Linked DNA regions of Homo sapiens: region 2 is linked to region 1. A link is a loop called in an ENCODE intact Hi-C map of the cell type or tissue named here. Cell type or tissue: mammary epithelial cell. All regions are shown on one strand. Each heading gives the region's core, and the rest is flanking DNA. Links, peaks and the distances in the headings are about the cores only.

What was found. A loop is a pair of places that touch in the nucleus more often than their neighbours do. Peaks named below come from ENCODE experiments on the same cell type or tissue, not always from the same donor. Only the 100,000 strongest peaks of a DNase experiment are listed, where the experiment ranks them.
Region 2: it touches region 1 in a loop (4-fold over the local background); 5 of 110 quality-filtered maps call a loop at or near these places.

What each region holds. Positions count from the first base shown.
Region 1 is chr11:71,338,232-71,348,245 of GRCh38, reverse strand. No RefSeq gene overlaps it. Among named protein-coding and RNA genes, the nearest start is that of SHANK2, 91 kb to the right of the region's middle. RefSeq lists an enhancer at 4,184-4,683. In mammary epithelial cell, for the core only: a CTCF peak has its summit at 4,478 (motif pointing right); DNase peaks (open chromatin) are centred at 5,895 and 8,655; H3K27me3 peaks cover 253 bases.
Region 2 is chr11:71,283,090-71,293,103 of GRCh38, reverse strand. It overlaps LOC124902706 (a long non-coding RNA gene), which reads right to left and starts at 9,023. Exons shown (of 2, transcript XR_007062765.1): 1 at 7,982-9,023; 2 at 5,287-6,361. In mammary epithelial cell, for the core only: no CTCF peak of the experiment used is centred there; a DNase peak (open chromatin) is centred at 5,903; H3K27ac peaks cover 1,191 bases.

The DNA.
Region 1 (10,014 bases), core at 909-8,908:
TCCCTGTGTCAGGAAAAATTGGGAGAAGAATTTAAAGTGGGAAGAAAAAAACCAAGCAAACTTTACTGAGCATCCTGTCTAGTACACCCTCTGGATTCTTTCTACCTTTCATTGGGCTACTTTATGAATTGAGAAAAGTTGTAGAAAACTGAGAACAATGCAAATAACTTTTGTTTCTAGAAAGGCAAATTAGTTGTGTCTGCTGGAATGCAATTGGTTATTGGCCTCTGGTAGACCTGCCATGAATGTTTGTAAATTTGATTCAGGTTTCTTTAGTGCCTCTAGAATGGCTGGGGCTTTGACTCCTCCTTTGAACTGGTTGTAACATCTGATTAGTTCCTTCATTTATTCCTGAGTTAAATAGCATCTTAGGTGCTCATTTCATGTTTCAATGAGAGTCTTCATTTTGCCTTTTGGACACACTCTTCTTTTGCGCTTCTCCTTGTGCCTACCTTCCAAGCCATTCTTTCTCCTTCTTTGCTAACTCTCTCTCCTTCACAACTTAGATGAAACCTTCAGTCTTGTCCTCAGATCTCTGTGCTGATCTATCTACCAGCTTTTCCAGGTGATCCAGTCCAGCCTACTGAATTAAAAATCACCTAAATGTTAAGAACTCTCAAACTTACATGCCAAGCCCCATCCACTGCCATGATTCCAGACTAGTGAATCTGGTCTCCTGGAAAGACCATTCAGTGTCTAACAGGCATCTTGAATCAGACGTGTCCAAAATACAGTGTGGGATTCACACTTCCCATGCCTTCAGAACTGTTCTTCCCCTGTGGCACCTTCCCTGACACCCTCTGCCCAAGCCACTATTGACTTTCACCTGGAATACCATCAACCTTTACCTGGGACACTCAATGCCTTCCTAATGAGACTCCCCCTAACCCAATCTATTCTTCAACTATTGGCCAGCATGATCTTTTTAAAGCACAAGCTGGATTTTGTCTCTGTCCTACTTAAAACAATCCTGGCTTCCCATTGAGCTTACAGTAAAATTCAAGCCGCTCAGCCCTGCTTTTAGGACCCTAAAAGATCCATCCCCAACTGCCTCTCCAGTCTCATCTCTGTTCTTCCCTTCACTCACTGCACTCAGTCACACTGGCCTGCCTGTGCTTCCCACCATGGGCTTTACATTTTCTGTTCCCTCTACTAGACATGCTCTTCCTGCAGGTATGTGCATTGTGAATTTCCTCATTTTCTTCATGGGTCAGCTCAAATGTTACCTACTCAAAGAGGCTTTTCTATACCTCCCTTTAAAAGCAGCATCTCCCATCACTCTCTAACCCCTTCCACTGATTTACTTTTCTGCACAGCATTTGTCATCAGCTGACGTTATGTATTTATTATATCCTAATGTATTTTTATTTCTATCTTATCTACTGGAATGAACATACCTTTGTCTATTTCATCCATCACTGTATATCCAGAATCTAGAAAGGTACCTGGCACATAGTAGTTTCTCAAAAAACATTTATTGAATGATCAATCACTTTCCCTTCAAGAGACAGCACCCTTACAGGTGAATATAAATATAATTTATGATATAAATAGAAAGATGGGGATTCAAGAAGCAAAATAGAACACTGCAAGCACAGAAGGAAGAATGAGCAAAAGCATATGGACAAGAAAATTCTGCAGTTTGATGCACCTGTCTATCTGTGTCTCTACTTCAGTTCAATCCAGCAAGACCAACTTGAAGGCCTCATACATGCTGGGCACTGTTCTGGAGCTAGGATATGGAGATAAATGCCACCTTGACCTTAAGAAACTCAGTTTGGGGAGGGGAGTTTGGTACATAGACAACTGACAATCTAGGAAGCCACTACTCTATAGAGGCACCATGTAAAGAAGAGTGGAAACGCAAGGTCAATTCAACTTGAGACTCAAGTCAGGATAGGCTTCCCAGAGGAGGGACTGCATCTTGAAGAAGGGACAAGAGTTTCATGAGCAGATTACGAAGAAATAATTTGTTTAAAAATTATTTTATAGGACTACAATATTTGTTGTATCAGTCAGGATGATCAAGGTTATGCTGAAGTATCAAACATCCCCCATATCCCAGTCATTTAAAAGAACAGCAGATCATCTCTTGTTGAGACCACATATCCATTGCAGGTCCTCAGGCAGCAGGGACAGTGAGCAAGGAGGCTCTGTGCAGAGATGTCCCTCAGGGCCAGGGTGTAGGGAGGGAACAGCTGTGTGCTCAAGCCCCTCAGCTGCCAGGCAAAGGAAGAGTGCTCTTGGAGTCGCATGCCAGCATTTTAAATGCTTTGCCTACTTCTCCCCACAGTCCATGGGGAGTAGCTTGTACCATATTCACTACTCCCTGCAAAGGAGACAGAACAGGCAATCCTGCCATGTTCATGCACAGAGGAAAACCAGACAATCTGGTAGGCAGCATTAAGAGTTACCCCCAGGGCACAGCAGACCGCAATGGTGGCCTTCCCAATACCACCCTTTCCTTCTTCCTATGACAGTGGCCTGGTGAGGCTGAGGCAGGCGTGCAGCCCGGCTAAAGAGCTGCATTCCCAGCCTGCGCCCCTGCTAGGTCTCGTCATGCGACACATCTAAGAACCACGCGATGTGACTGGCGGCTGCAGGATGAAGTCTCTGGGAAAGTGGCTTAAAAAGGACAGGCTAGGCCAGGCGGGGTGGCTCACGCCTGTAATCCCAGCACTTTGGGAGGCCAAGGTGGGTGGATCACCAGCGGTCAGGAGTTCCAGACCAGCCCGGCCAACATGGAGAAACCCTGACTCTACTAAAAATAAAAAAATTAGCCAGGCGTGGTCATGGGCACCTGTAATCCCACCTACTTGTGAGGCTGAGGCAGGAGAATCACTTGAACCCAGAAGGCAGAGGTTGCAGCGAGCCAAGATCACGCCACTGCACTCCAGCCTGGGCAACAAGAGCAAAACTCCGTCTCAAAAAAAAAAAAAAAAAGAAAAAATCACCAGGAATGCTTGTTAAAACCTAGATTCCTGGCCTCAACACCCAATTTGCCAGTCTGGGGTTGGGCCCAGGACTTTTCTTTCCTGATAAACTCTCAGGGGCTGCTGCTGACCTCAGATCATACCCTGAGTAGCAAACTCACTGGGGCACAGGCTAGTCCCGGGAAATCCTGCAAGTTGAGGTTATGAACCAATTCACCTATGAGCTCTCCAAGGGCAGGAGCTGGGTTTTATCCACTCACAGACGCTTACCCCACTCGCTTTTCCTCCCACGGCTCTGCCGTGTACACCCCGTGTTCCAGTCCTTCTGAATACGGCTGGTCACTGAACCAATGACACAGTCCACTCTCTTGTTGACTTACGAAGCCCACATGCACCAGGCACGGTGCCTATGCGTGGGGCAGGCCTGGGGTTCGGCCTTTCTGACCAGCACCCCCGTGATGAAATGCTGCTGTTCACAGGCCACCCTGGGGTAGTCAGGGCCAGGGGTCCCCTCCCCACCTCCTAAAATAAATGCAGGATCTAAGAGCAGCACTTGCTCCTCTCCAATGCCAGGTGCAGACATGGGAGAGCAAGGCCGGGAATGCTGTCTGGAGGACCCCCCAGCAACTTCCTTCTCCCAGAAAAGCAGAAGTACCTGTCCACTCACACTACAGTGACTTTCAGCAGTTTCTGGGGTTAATTTCTCAAAGTAAACTGCTCAGGACCACCTCATTCCCTTCTCTAAATCCCATGTCTCTGCACACTCCACAGGGGGCTGTGAGGAGGGGGCGTCTAGCTGTGTATCAGCTGGGGCTGGGGCTGCAGATGCTGGGCCTGCTCTCCTGTTTGTTGGACGCTTTGGCCCCAGTCTCCTGGTTGGGAAAACAACACAGACCCTTTAGGCTGAGAACAAAAACTCCAGCCTCCGTGGGGTCTCTGGAAATGGTTGAACTCCCGTACAGGAGTCTGAGAAGGGGACACACAGATGGGGGAACAGGAGCAGGTTTGGCCTCACGGAGGGGTGGGCAGTGGCTCCTTCGTCCTGGTCAGGAGCAGGGCACGGCTTCCTGAAGGAAATGTACCTGCTGTACTGTAGCCTGGCACAGAACTAGGGCATCTGCAGATCTAAACAGGGTGAGCCAGGAGATGAGGGGCTGCAACAGGGGAGAGGAAAGGGACGGGCAGGAGGAAGCGGGAGGAAGAGGAGTGGGAGTGAGCGGAGGGAGGAGGAGGGAGAGGGCAAGAGGAAGAGGAGGGAAAGCAGCTCTCACTAGTTCAGCAATGACCAGGACGGTGTTGTGCATTCTCTGTCTGGTATAACACAATAGCCCTACCAGGGAGGCTGTATTTCTAGCCCCACTTTACAGAAGGGGAAACTGAGATGTAGGGAACTTCAGGAACTTGTCAAAGGCCATTCAACCCTGAGTGGCAATGCTCAAACTCAGGGCTCTGCCAAAACCCCGGCTCTTGGCCTGCAGAACCCGAGGAGGGCAGGGGACCAGCAGGGGCTTTGGCCTCCAGGTCAGGACGCGAATTCTAATCCCAGCCTGCAGAGGGAGCATGTGGGTCAAAGGAGTTGGCAGCTGACTGGGTTCCGGGTGGGAGGGAGGAGCATGGAGTGGCCTTGGGGTTCCACAACGGGTGCTCAGGGTGATGACAATGCTGTCCCTGAGCCTGAGCCTGCTGCAGAGCACAGGGACATCGGGAGGAGGACGTGGTAGGCCTGGGTGTGAGCAGCCGTGTCAGGGGCCGCAGGGAGGGTGGATGGGAGCATGGGCGTTGAGAATGTGGCTGCAGGTGGGCTTCCTGAGTCCCCAGCCTGTGGGTGGGGCGAGGGCCCTTCCCTGGGTGAGGAGAGCCCGGGAAAAACAGCATCGGAACGGGTGGAAGAAGGGACGGAACCCACAATGGACCCCGGGAATGGGGCAAGTGGAGCGTGACCAGGGCGTGGGGACAGGCCTTCTTGGAGAGAGGGTCCCCGAATGCAGGGCTGGGAAGTGAGGAGGCGAAATGGGAGCGGGACAGCTCTTCTGGAAGCTTGGCTGGGAAAGGTGGTCTGGGGTTCTCTCTCTCTCCCCACTCCCTGCCTGCTTCTGCTTCAGTATCAGTGCATGAGTCAGCTGGGGCTGCAGTCACAAAGCCCCACAGGTGTTTATCCTCTACAGTTCTGGGGTTGCAGCCCAAGATCAAGGCAGCAGAGTTGGTTCCTCCAGAGGCCCTTCACTGTGGCTTATAGCTGCCACCTTCCCTGTGTTCCCCTGTGCATGTCTGTGCCCTCATCTCCTCTTTTGATAAGGACACCAGTCAGATGGGTTTAGGGCCCACCCATGTGACTTCATTTTAAAATAATCACCTCTATAAAGACCCTATCTCCACCAGGCACGATGGCTCATGCCTGTAATCCCAGCACTTTGGGAGGCTGAGGCAAGAGGATTGTTTGAGCCCAGGAGTTTGACACAAGCCTGGGCAATATAGTGAGAACCTGTCTCTTAAAAACATATTTTTAAAAAAATTAGCCAGGCATGGTGGTACATGCCTGTGGTCTCAGCTACTTGGGAGGCCAAGGCGGGAGGATCACTTGAGCCCAGGAATTTGAGATCAGCCTGAGCAACATGGCAAGACTTCGTTTCTACAAAAAATAAAAAAGTCGGCTGGGCTGGTGGTGCGCGCTTGTAGCCCTAGCTTCCTGTGAGGCTGAGGTGTGAGGATCCCTTGAGCCCAGGAGGTCGAGGCTGCATTGAACCATGATTGCACCACTGCACTCCAGCCCAGGTTACACAGAGATTTCTGTCTCAAAAAACAAATAAATAATCAAAACAAAGGTCCGGTCTCCAAATACAGTCACATGCTGAGGTGCTGGGGTTAGGATATCAACATAGGAATTGTGGGGAGACACATCTCAGCCCACGGGGATCAGTCGCAGCTTGAACTTGAGCTCTGACGTGGCTGTGGTCGGAGGACTCTGCATTCCTCTGGCTCTGAGATGTGACGTAATCACATTACCCAACCCACTTCTCACGTTCTCCACTGGGAAGCCTCACAAGCACCCCGAGACCTGAGGAGTCACCCTTGACTCTCCCGGGACTTGTTGGCACTCCCTTCAATGCAGACCTCCTGCCCAAGCCCCTGGTTTCTTGCCTGGACGACTGCGAGCCCCTCGCTGGTCTCCTGGGCACCCCCAGCTCTACTCCCTTCCGTTTTCCTCCTTGCAACATTTGTGAAATGCAAACTGGACCATGTCACCCCCTTCCTCAAAGCCTTCAGTGCTGCCCTGTTGCCCTTCGGACAACATTTCACAGCCTGGCCTGCAGGGCCCTGCCTGGCATGGACCTCTCAGCCACATTTTGAGTGGCCAGCCGTGCAACCCATGCCGTGTCTATGTTGGTCATCTTTCCATTTTTTGAATGTCCCAAGCTATTTCCCTCACCTGAGATTTGTCCAGAGCTGCTGCCTCCTCCCGAGATGTCCTCCCTGACTCGTCACCTGGCCAGCTCCTCCCACCTATGGGGGTCCACCTAGGAGCCACCCCATCCCTGCATGTCTGTGCTCCCACCTCAGCTCACCCGAGCACATCTGCCCACCGTGCACCTGCTCCTTGCTGGACAGTGCTGTAGGGATAGAGCATACACGAGACAAACAGGCTCCAGCAGGGCAAGGCGGAGAGCAGGCAGACGGGTAAGGAAAATAAACCAATGTCAGGCTAGTGGCAGGTGGAGAGTGAGGTCTCCTTTTGGAGGTCGTGGTCTTTAGTGGAGACCCACATGACAAGAAGGAGCCAGGGAAGAGCACCCCAGGTGGAAGGAACAGTTGGCGCCCAGGCCCTGAGGTAGGGATGGGGGTGGAATGTCTGTGGAAGAGAAGAAAGGACCATCGGTGGAACCTGTGGAAGCAGGCAGCACGAGCACCTGGGGAGGCTGCGAACTGAAGCCTGCAGAGTTTGTAAGCCCAGGCAAGGGATCTGGATCTTACGCTACTGGAGAGTTTTCAGTAAAGATGGGACATGATCTGGTTTATGCAGTTAAAGGATCACTCTGGGCCGGGCACAGTGGCCCACGCCTGTAATTCCAGCACTTTGGGAGGCCAAGGCACGAGGATCACCTGAGGTCAGGAGTTCAAGACCAGCCTGGCTAACATGGTGAACCCCTGTCTCTACTAAAAATACAAAAATTAGCTGGGCGTATTGGCTTGTGCCTGTAGTCCCAGCTACTCGTGAAGCTGAGGTGGGAGAAACCCTTGAACCTGGGAGGCAGAGGTTGCAGTGAACCGAGATTGTGCCACTGCACTCCAGCCTGGGCCACAGAGTGAGACCCTGTCTCAAAAAAAACCCCACAAAAAACAAAACATCACTCTGGCCATTCTAAGAAGACAGTATCAACAGAGAAGGGACATGCAAAGAGACCCCTTAGGAGGTTACTATAGAAGCCCAGGAGAGAGTTACCAGTGACCAGGGCGAGGGTGACGGAGTAAAGCTGGAGAAATGTGTGCAGACTAGTCTATGCTTTCAAAGTAGATTTAAGAGAACTTGCTTAGGGTCAATAAAGGTTGCAAGAGAAGAGGAAGCAAGGCAGATGCTGGAATTTTGACCTAAGCATAGACAGACCATCCCCTGAGAGTGTAAACCCCAGGGCACATCAGACCGTGATGGTGGCCTTTCCGATACCACCCTTTCCTTCTCCCTATGACAGTGGCCCGGTGAGGCTGAGGCAGGCATTCAGCTCAGCTAAAGAGCTACATTCCCAGCCTGCACCAATGCTAGGTGTCATCATGCAGGGGTGGGGGGCACAGGGAGGAGGACCAGGATTAGGGCAGAAGCTGAGAAAGACGGAGTATGAGTCTGTGGCCAGGTGGAGTTGGAGCTGCCCCCACTGCACCCCTGACACCCACTGCCTGCTGTGCAGCCCCCTGAGGCTTGCTCACCGTGGAGCTGCCCATTTCCACGGCATGTAGGCTGAACTCTGTCTCAGGAGCACTCCTCACTGGACTGTGACCTGCAGGACATGGGCCTCCCTATCTCATCCTCCTTCACCACAGAGGCCCCACACCCCACCCAGAAGCCTCAGCGCACAGTGAATGTGCCGCCAGTGTCGTTGGAGCGAATCAGTGACGGATGGAGGAACGCAGACATGAAAGGACCGTTGCGCTCGGTCCAAAAAGAACATCAGTAGCCCTTTGGCAGCTTGGTTCCTTGGCTTCCCCTGAAGTGCCTTTAAAATCAACTACAGTAAGAACTCATCTTTGGAATGGCCATCCACGTATTTTATGACTAATCCTGAGAAACCAGCATCACAGAGCCCAATAGGCAATGACAGTAACTATGGTAATTAACCCAAATCGCCCTTCTCTTTAAAGACCAGAGAAGCACAGGAGATGCATCCCCAGGGACTGTAAGGGATGAAGATGATTTCTTTAAGCTCCTGATATCTGCTCCACGGACGTGTAAAATCACAGCTTTGAACTCCTAGTTGAGTTGCCAGCTCTGCGGGCTCCAGAGAGACCACACACGGGTAGCCGCTGACTCACCTACACCTCAGCCCTGGGTGACCTCTTGGTTACAGGTAACCATGCGGCAGCCACCAGGCTCTGTCCCCTGCCTGCTGTGTTTTGGAGGTAGAGCCTGTGCTGGGAAGCACAGTTCCCGAAATGGTCTCCTTCGGCCTCCCAGGGCGATGCATTAGAAGTAACGAGAAGCTTCCCTGTCTGTCTGGATGGGGAGACCAGCAGGCCTAGACTTGCTAAGCAAATGTGTTTCCTCTTTGGAAAATGACTGTCCCTGGCAGCTCCCTGCCTGGACAGAGTCGGGTGCATAATGGACCTTAACTATGCGTGGGTGTGAGGAACAGGAGGGCCGGAGGCAGGCGCGGGGGCCAGACCACCCAGAAGCATGTGCTTTTGAAAGTGAAAATGAGCCATAATGACCCAGAAGGGTGTTGCTGCTTCATATTGGACTCCCAGTGGTGGAATACGTGAGAATGCTTTCAATTTTGTCGTTGAGACACCGTTGATTCTGGGATACGGCTGTGCGTGCGTGCTCTTCATCGTGGTGGAAATGGCTTGTCTTAATAAGCTCTGGAGCAAATGCAGGCTTTCAGAGTCACGCTGCAAAAACAGCATTTGGCTGTCTGCAGAGCTCCCCCAAAGCAAAGCAAACGTAGGACATGAGAGTCAAGAGAAAAAATCCTGGAGGAGGCAACCAGGGTGTGAGGGGGCCAAGACTTAGCAAATAAAAGTAACAGGGTGCATAGTTATATTGGAATCCCAGACACACAGTATTTTTTTTTTACATATAAGTATGTCCAAATAGTGCATGAGGCATACTTACACTAAAATAAATAATAACCCACTGTTTATCCCACATGTTATCTGGCAGCCCTGTACGGGGAGCGAAGCTCTGCCTGCCGCACATTAAATGAGTTTGGCTTGCCATCATTTCTGAAGGTTGAATTGTTGTTTCTGAACATTTTAACCCCTTGGCAGAAAGGAGGAGATTAGCTTAGCAAGTACTTTAATGGGTAGTTCACACGCTGCTATTTGCTATGGTAGTCTCCTCTGTCAGGCCGTTCTTGCATTGCTATAAAGAAATACCTGAGGCTGGGTAATTTATACAGAAAAGAGGTGTCATTGTGTCTCACGAACAGGAAGCATGGTGCCAGCATCTGCTTCTGGTGAAGCCTCAGGAAGCTTCCGATCATGGTGAAAGGTGGCAGGGAGCCAGCGTGTCGCAGCGTGAGAGATGGAGCAAGAGAGCGACGGGGGAAGGGGCCACACACATTTAAACAATTAGATCTTGCATAAACTTCCCGAGCAAGAACTCACTCATTGAAGGAAATAATGTATGCAGTGGCCCATTTCCAAGACAAAGTGCCTTAAATTGGCTTAGGTCAGCAAACTACAGAAGAAACAGGATATACTAGGCCCCTGCTTGGATAGCCAAGGCCCGCTTGCCAGCCCTCCAACCCCCTTGGTTGCCCTTACGTGAACTGAAGAAGTTTAGTCTAAGATGAAAGTTTACAGGCCGGGGGCAGTGGCTCACGCCTGTAACCCCAGCACTTTGGGAGGCCGAGGCAGGCGGATTACTTGAGGT
Region 2 (10,014 bases), core at 1,126-9,125, 55 kb after region 1:
AGCTCATTGAAATTCAAGATAACACAGAGAAGGAATTCAGAATCTTATCAGATAAATTTAACAAAGAGATTGAAATAATTAAAAAGAATCAAGCAGAAATTCTGAAGCCAAGAAATGCAATTCACATATTGAATTCATCAGAGTCTCAACAGCAGAACTGATCAAGCAGAAGAAATAATTAGTGAGCCTGAAGAAAGGCTATTTTAAAATACATAGTCAGAGGAGACAAAATAAAAAAATAAAAAAGAATAAAGCGTGCCTACAAGATCTAGAAAATGGTCTCAAAAAAGCAAATCTAAGCAATATTAGCCTTAAAGAGGGGGTAGGGAGAGAGAGATCAGGGTAAAAAGTTTATTCAAAGGGATAATAACAGAGAACTTTACAAACTTAGAGACAGATATCAACATTCAAATGTAAGATGATTATAGAATACCATGCAGATTTAACCCCAATAAGACTACCTCAAAACATTTAATAATCAAACTTCAAAGGTCAAGGTTAAAGAAAGGACCCTAAAAGCAGCAAGAAAAAAAAAAACAAATAACATACAATGGAGCTCCAATACATCTGGCAGTAGACTTCTCAGTGGAAACCTTACAAGCCAGGAGGGAGTGGTATGACATATTTAAAATGTGGAAAAAAACCGTTTTATCCTAGAATAGTATATCCAACAAAAATATCCTTCAAACATGAAGGCGAGATAAAGACTTTCCCAGACAAACAAAATCTGAGATTTCACCAACATCAGACCTTTCCTACAAGAAATACTAAAGGCAGTTCTTCAATCTGAAAGAAAAGGACATTAATAAGCAGTAAGAAATCATCTGAATGTACAAAACTCACTGGAAATAGTAAGTACGCAGAAAAGCACAGAATATTATAATACTGTAATTATGGTATGTAAACTATTCATATTGTGAGTAGAAAGACTGCAAGATTAACATATCAAAATAATAACTACAACAACTTTTCAAGATATAGTAAAACATAGAGACAATAAAAAGTTAAAAAAACAGGGAGATGAAGTTAAAAAAACAGGGAGATGAAGTTAAAGTGTAGAGTTTAACATATCAAAATAATAACTACAACAACTTTTCAAGATATAGTAAAACATAGAGACAATAAAAAGTTAAAAAAACAGGGAGATGAAGTTAAAGTGTAGAGTTTTTGTTAGTTTTCTATTTGCTTGTTTGTAGTTTGTTTATGTAATCTGTGTTAAGTTCTCACGAGTTTAGAATAATGGGTTATAAGAAGATATTTTTGTAAGCCTCATAGTAACCTCAAATCAAAAAACATACAACAGATATACAAAAATAAAAAGCAAAACATTAAAACATACTACCAGAGAAAAAATCACCTCCACTGAAAAGAAGACAGGAAGGAAAGAAAGAAGGAAGAAAAGATCACAAAACAATCAGAAAATAACAAATTGGCAGGGGCAAGTCCTAATTTTTCAATGATAACATTGAATGTAAATAGACTAAACTCTTCAATCAAAAGGCATAAGCATGGCTGAATGGATATAAAAACAAGACCCAACAATCTATTGCCTACAAGAAACATGCTTCACCTACAAAGACACACAGTGACTGAAAATAAAGGGATAAAATAGATATTCTATGCCAGTGAAAACCAAAAAAGAGCAGGTGTAGCTATACTTAGATCAGACCTAACAGATTTCAAGAATAAAAACTATAAAAAGAACAAAGAAAGTCATTATATAATGATAAACAGGTCAATTCTGCAAGAGGATATAACAATTGTAAATATATATGCTCCTAACACTGGAGCACACAGATATATAAAGAAAATATTATTAGAGCTAAAAGAGAGATAGACCCCAATACAATAATAGCTGGAGACTTCAACATCCCACCTTCGGCATTGGACAGATCATCCAGGCAGAAAATCAACAAAGAAACATCAGTCTTAATCTACAGTATAGACCAAATGGAATGAATAGATATTTACAGAACATTTTACCCAACAGTTGCAGAATACACATTCTTCTCCTCAGCACATGGATTGTTTTCAAGGATAGAGCATATGTTAGGCCACAAAACAAGTCTTTAAAAATTCAAAAACATGAAATTATACCAAGTACCTTCTCTGACCACACTGTATTAAACTAGAAATCAATAATGAGAAGAATTTTGGAAACTATACAAACACATGGAAATTAAACAACATGTTCCTGAATGACCAGTGGGTCAATGAAGGAATTAATAAAAAGTTAAAAAAATTCTCAAAACAAATTACAATGAAACCACAACATACCAAAACCTATTGGATACAATGAAAGCAGTACTAAGAAGAAAGTTTATAGCAATAAATGCCTATAACAAAGAAGTAGAAAAACTTGACAAAACTTGACAAGAAAGTCAAAAAAATTTTGAGAAAGGAATAAAAAATGTCAACAAACCTTTAGCCAGACTAAGAGAGAAGACCCAAAAATAAGAATGGAGATGAAAAAGGAGACATTACAACAGATGCCACAGAAATGCAAAGGATCATTAGAAGCACCTAAGAGCAGCTATATGCCAATAAATTTGAAAGCCTAAAAGAAATGGATAAATTTCTAGACACATACAATCTACAAAGATTGACCCATGAAGAAATCCAAAACCTTCACAGACCAATAACAAGTAATACAATTGAGGTCATAATAAAAAGCCTCCCAGCAAAGAAAAGCCCAAGACCCAAAAGGCTTCACTGCTGAATTTTACCACAATATTTAAACAAGAACTAATACCAATCCTACTCAAACCATGCAGAAAAATAGAGGAGGAAATACTTCTGTATTCATTCTACAAGGACAGTGTTACCCTGATACCAAAACCAGACAAAGACACATCAAAAAGAAAAAGAAAAAGAAAACTACAGGCCACTGTCCCTGATGAACATTGATGAAAAAAATCCTCAAAAAAATACTTGAAAACCAAATTCAACAACATATTAAAAAGATAATTCATCATGATCAAGTAGGATTTATCCCAGGGATGCAAGGATGGCCCAATATATGAAAATCAATCAATGTGATACATCATATCAACAGAATTAAAACCATATGAGCATTTCAATTGGACTGAAAAAGGATTTGATAAAATTCAACATCACTTCATGATAAAAACTCTCAAAGAACTGGGTATGGGAGGAACATACCTCAACACAACAAACGTCATATATGATGGACCCACAGCTAGTGTCACACTGAAGAAGAAAAACTAAAAACCTTACCTCTAAGATCTGGAACAAGACAGGGATGCCTTCTTTCACCACTGTTATTCAACATAGCACTGTAAGTCTTAGCTAGAGCAACTAGACAAAAGATAAAAATAAAGAGCATCCAAATTGGAAAGGAAGAAGTCAAGTTAACCATGTTTACAGATGATATGATCCAATATTTGGAGAAACCTGAATACTCCACCAGAAATCTCTTTGAACTGATAAAAAAAAATTTGATAAAGTTGCAGGATACAAAATCAACTCACAAAAATCAATAGCATTTCTATATGCCAACAACAAATAATCTGAAAAAAATCCAGAAAGTAATCCCATTTACAATAGGTGCAAATATAATAAAATACCCAGGAATAAATTTAACCAAGGAAGTAAAAGATCTCTACAATGAAAACTATAAAAGATTGATGCAAGCAATTAAAATTGAGGAGGACAGAAAAAATGGAAAGATATTCTATGTTCATGGATTGGAAGAATCAATACTGTTAAAACGTCCATACTACCCAAAGCAATCTACAAATTCAATGCAATTCCTATCAAAATACCAATGACATTCTTCACAGAAATAGAAAAAATAATTCCAAAATTTATTTGGAACCACAAAAGACCCAAAATAGCCAAAGCTATCCTGAACAAAAGGAACAAAACTGGAGGAATCACATTAGCTGAGTTCAAATTATACTACAGAGCTATGGTAATAAAAACAGTATGGTACTGGCATAAACACAGACACATAGACCAATGGAAAAGAATAAAGAACCCAGAAATATATCCCTACATTTACAGTGAACTCATTTTTGACAAAGGTGCCAAGAACACACACATTGGGGAAAGGACAGTCACTTCAATAAATGGTGCTGGGAGAACTAGATATCCATATGCAGAAGAAGAAAACTAGACCCCTATCTCTCACCATATAAAAAAATCAAATCAAAATGGAGTAAAGACTTAAATCTAAGACCTCGCACTATGAAATTACTAAAAGAAAACATTGGGGAAATGCTCCAGGACATTGGACTGGGCAAAGATTTCCTGAGTAATATCCTACAAGCACAGGCAACCAAAGCAAAAATGGACAAATGGGATCACATCAAGTTAAAAAGCTTCTGCACAGCAAAGGAAACAATCAACAAAGTAAAGAGCCACCCCACAGAGTGGGAGAAAATATTTGCAAACTACCCATCTGACAAGGGATTAATAATCAGAATATATAAGGAGCTCAAACAGCTCAACAGGAAAAAATCCAATAGTCTGATTAAAAAATAGACAAAAGATTGGAATAGACATTTCTCAAAAAAAAAAAAGACATACAAATGGCAAACAGGCATATGAAAAGATGTTCAACATCACTGATCATCAGAGAAATGCAAATCAAAACCACAATGAGATATCATCTCACTCCAATTAAAATGATTTTTATCCAAAAGACAGGCAATAACGAATGCTGGTGAGGATGTGAAGATTAGGGAACTCTCGTACACTATTGGTGGAAAAGTAAATTAGTACAGCCACTGTGAAGAACAGTTTGGTGGTGTCTCAAAAAACTAAAAATAGAGCTGCTATATGATCCAGCATTCCCATTACTAGGTATATACCCCAAAGAATGGATATTAGTATATCGAAAAGATATTTGTACTGCCATGTTTATTGCAACACTGTTCACAAAAGCCAAGATTTGGGAGCAACCTAAGTGTCCATTGACAGAGGAACGGATAAAGAAAATGCAGTGCGTTTACACAGTGGAGTACTATTCAGTCATAAAAATAATGAGATCCTGCCATTTGCAACAGCATGGATGGAACTGGAGGTCATTATGTTAAGCGAAATTAGCCAGGCACAGAAAGACAAACTTCAAATGTTCTCAGTTATTTGTGGGAGCTAAAAACGAAAACAATTGAACTCATGGAGATAGAGAGTAGAATGATGGTTACCAGATGCTGCAAAGGGTAGTTGGGGGGTGGGAAGGAGAGAAAGGGGATGGCTAATGGGTACAAAAATATAATTAGAATGAATAAGATCTAGCATTTGATAGCACAACAGGGTGACTAGAATCAATAAAAATTTATTGTACATTTAAAAATAGCTAAAAGAGTATAATTGGACTATGTGTAACACAAACAAAATAACAAATGCTTGAGTTGATGGATAGAAAAACAAAAAACTCAGTCTTGAATCCACTTGTGGCATCCTCCGTCGTGGACAGCAGCCCTCCCTGCCAGTCCCCAAATGCCTGAACAGCAGCCAACATCCTTCTCTGTGGCATCCTCTTGCTTGTCAATGATTAAAAGCACACTGGGCTGGCCACCAAGGGAGTGTTGAAAGAACATGTGGAGACTCAGGCTGGCAGCTCCACCAGAGCAATGAAGCAGAGAGTCCAGTAATTGGATGCAGGAGCCAGAGACAGCTGTGTCCCTTAGCAGAATGCCTAGCCCATGAACTCCCTTCTGTGGCTGCATTCTGAAGGCCAGGTGCCAAGCTCACCATGCCGCACAGCAGTGACCAAAGAGAGAGTATGCACGAAGATGGGCAGGGCTGGACCTGACCTTCCTATGCATGTAAAACTCCCCTGCTGCCACGAGCCTGCTTTTAATTAAAAGTAACCAAGTTTGCTCCTGTTTAAGTTGACAGAAAGCCAACCCCAACAGACAATTCCCAGAAGGGAAAGTGCAAATGACACACAATTCAATGAAGAGCTGCTCAAACCCACAGGAATCAGAGAAATGCAAAGTAAAACGCAGGAATTCCCTTTACACCCATCAGATTGGTAAAAGCTAGAGGGTTGACTAATGCCAAGTGCTGGCAAGTTGGTGCAAAGCAGAGCCTTCCAGGACAGCCGTGGGAGGGAGACCTGGCACATGGCAGCCTGGGAAGCACTCAGACTGGGCTTTGTAGGGGGCTGCGACCTTGCAGTCAGGCTGAGGAATGCATGGCTGAGAGAGGCTCTCACTGTGTCTTCCCCAGAAGGGCTTGCATCGGTATCCATCAACACTGTGGAAGTTAGGAATGGAGCAGCCCAGAGTCCAGTGGTCGGCGACTGAGTTAGCAACACGTCGTGAAGCAGCAGATGGAACTGTGCAGGTGTCACCCCGCCTGCATTAGGCGTGCACTGGCGTGCCCTTAGCTGCATGGAGACAAGTAAAAGTAACACACAGCACCACCTCACACTCCTCAGGATGGCTACTGTCAACGAGGTGGAGAATAACACACAGCACCACCTCACACTCCTCAGGATGGCTACTGTCAATGAGGTGGAGAATAACACACAGCACCACCTCACACTCCTCAGGATGGCTACTGTCAATGAGGTGGAGAATAACACACAGCACCACCTCACACTCCTCAGGATGGCTACTGTCAACGAGGTGGAGAATAACAAGTGTCAGCGAGGCCATGGAGAAACTGGAACCCTTGCACACTGTGGGTGGGGATGTAAAACGGTGCGGCCCCTGTGGAAAATGGGATGGCTGTTTCTCCAAAAATTAAACATGGAATTAGCATGTCATCCAGCAATACCACTTCTGGGTCTGTCTCCAAAAGAACTAAATGCAGGGTTTCAAAGAGGTATTTGTACACTCATGTTCTCAGCTGCTTTTTTTCACACTAGCCGAAAGGTAGAAATGGACCAAACATCCATTGACAGGTGAATGAATAAACAGAGTGTGGTCCATCCACACAACGGAATATCACTCAGCCTTGGAAATAAGGAGATTCTGACACAGGTGACAACATGGATGAACTTTGAGGATGTCACGCCAAGTGAAATAAATCAGCCACAGAAAGGTGAAGGCTGTAGGGCTCAGGTTAAATGAGGTCCCTAGAATGGTCAAACCCATAGAGACAGAAAGTAGCATGGTGGTTGCCAGGGGCTGGGGGAGGAGGAAACATAGAGTTGGGGTTTAATGGGAACAGAGTTTCAGTTTGGAAAAATGACAAGTTCTGGAGATGGATGATGGTGGCAGCTGCACAACAGTTTGAATGAACTTAATGCCAGTGAACAATACACTTAGAAATGGTTAAAATGGGCTGGGTGCAGTAGCTCACACCTGTAATCCCAGCACTCTGGGAGGCTGAGGCGGGCAAATCACTTGAGGTCAGGAGTTCGAGACCAGCCTGATCAACATGGTGAAACCCCGTCTCTACTAAAAATACAAAAATTAGCCTGGTGTGGTGGTGGGTGCCTGTAATCCCAGCTACTTGGGAGGCTGAGGCAGGAGGATCATTTGAACCCAGGAGGCGGAGGCTGCAGTGAGCTGAGATTGTGCCACTGCACTCCAGCCTGGGGGACAGAGCAAGACTCCATCTCAAAAAAAAAAAAAAAAAAAAGGTCAGTTTTAGCTTATATGTATTTTACCATAATTTTTTTTTTAAACTTGATGACAACAATCAAGAACAGTGTTGAGTGAAACAGTGGGATCCGGGGCACAGTGGCATTTACAATATGAAGCGCTCACTGGAAGCCCCACACGGTGTTCTGCAAGGAGGCGCGTGCATCCTGTGCGTGCATCGAACCTGCTGAATGGGAAAGTGATCAGTGTGAGGCGGGGAGTGGAGGGCGGGGGCCGTGAGCTGAGCATAGGAGAGGAAAATGAACACGTCGTCCCCTGCACCCTTGTCCCCCACGATGAAGGAAGAACAAAGAGCCAGGCACCTGTCAGATGAGGGGAAGGACAGAATGACTCAAGGACGGGATGGACCCACTCCAGGCTGAGCCCTCCCTGCCCTGGGCAGCCCCTGCAGTCACCTTTTATCAGGATGACACGTTCACTGCCTTGTCTTGGTCACCTTTTATCAGGATCACACCTTCACTGCCTTGTCTTGGTTCTCATGAATTTTAGGTCTTCTTGGAAGCCCTGCACTTCCTAGCCAGTGCTCAGAACACACAAGTGCACAGCAGGCCTCTGTTAGCTTGGGCTGCCTGAAATCCCTTCTCCTTTTTCCTAGAAAGAGGGCAGCAGTTCTTCCTAGAGAATCAGGCTGCCCCAATCCCCACACTTATGGTTCCCATGGGGCTGACCCCTCCCTTGCAGCAGAAGTAGGCAAGTAGCCCTAGCTTGGCCCCACAGAACATCCCAGCATCCTAGGAGAGATGGTCACAGATGGGCTGGAACCAAGCCAGCCGTGGTCCAGGGCTCCAGGAGTGCACATTCTGGAATCCTGCCAAAAGCATTGGCCAGGGGAGGTGCTCTTTCTGCTGAGTCTAAGTCCAAAGGCAGGAGAAGACCTATGGTTCCACCTTGAAGACAGGCAGAGGCAAATAATTCTCTCCTCTTCAACTTTTTATTCTATTCAGGCCCCTGATGGATGAGGTGAGGCCCACCTTCTGCGGGGAGGACACTCTGCTTGCCTCGGTCTGCAGATTTGAATGCTAGTCCCATCCAGAAACATCCTCGCAAACACAGAGGCTTGACCAAATGTCTGAGCACCCCCAAGGTCCCATCAAGGCGACACATAAAATTCACCATCACGCACGGCGAGACCATCAGCCACGGGGCTGGAAAGAAATGCCCCCAGTTGGCTTGCTCTCTGCCAGAGCCAGCACCCAGCGCCACCCGTCCCTAACCTGTCCTGCGTCCTCACCCTCAGGCCCCATACCTCTCTGTGTTTCCCAGGCTCCGTGCATTCCTGCACAGACCTCTCAGACCAGTGGGGTCTTTCTCATGGCTGCCATCCGGCATCTCCGAACAATCCTGCCTTCTGTTTTATTGTTTGTTGGGTAAACGAGCTGGATTATGAACAAGCTCCCTCTTCCTGATTCTCCCACACACAACCAACCCAACCAGCCTGGCCTGTTCTGAACCCAGGCAGCTGGCACTCAACAGCGTCAGCGGGGCCCCTCCTCCCGATACGAGCCTCAGAGGCTGAAGGTCAAGAAGGCTCTGAGAAGCTGACCTCTCCCCTGTCCGAAAGCAGCCGAGCCTTCCATTCCGCTGCCCCTGTTTCTTCTTGGTGTTTGATATAGAAAAATCACTTAGGGGCCAGGCGTGGGGGCTCATGCCTATAATCCTAGCACTTTGGGAGGCCAAGGTGGGCGGATCACCTGAGGTTAGAAGTTCAAGACCAGCCTGGCCAACATGGTGAAACCCCGTCTCTATTAAAAATACAAAAATTAGCCGGGTGTGGTGGCACACATCTGTAATCTCAGCTACTCTGGAGGCTGAGGCAGGAGAATTGCTTGAACCCAGGAAGTGGAGGTTGCAGTGTGCCGAGATTACACCATTGCACTACAGCCTGGGTGACAAAAGCAAAACTCCATCTCAAAAAAAAAGGAAAAAGAAAAATCACTTAGGAAAGCCACATAGTTCACCCTCTGTGGAGCACGTTTATTCAACACACATCAGTTGTGCTGGGCACTGAGCCTGGTACTGGGGATTCAAAAATGATGAAGGCACAATCTAATTGTGGGGAGACCCCTGTCAGACGAGGCCAGCACCCAAAGTCAATGCCGTGGTGGGAGGAAACGGGAGATATGTGGAGCCCGGGGGATGAGTTTGTCATCCAGCCTCAGGAATGGGGAGGCATCACTTGGTGGAACACTGTCCTGGAAGAACCCTGAGGACTCTCCAGGGTTGGAATTGCCCGGAGAATGGGAGCAGCACTGTCAGCAGAGGGAACGCCATCAGCAAAGACAGGATGCCCCAGGGCGAATGTGGTTCCCCTGGAGCATAGAGCACAAACCATGGAGTGTCCCAAGCTCGAGGAGGAGCCCCAGAGGTGGGGCCAAGCTGACAGCCTTCCCTGACAACCCGAGGCCCATGGGGTTCCCTCTGCAGCAGA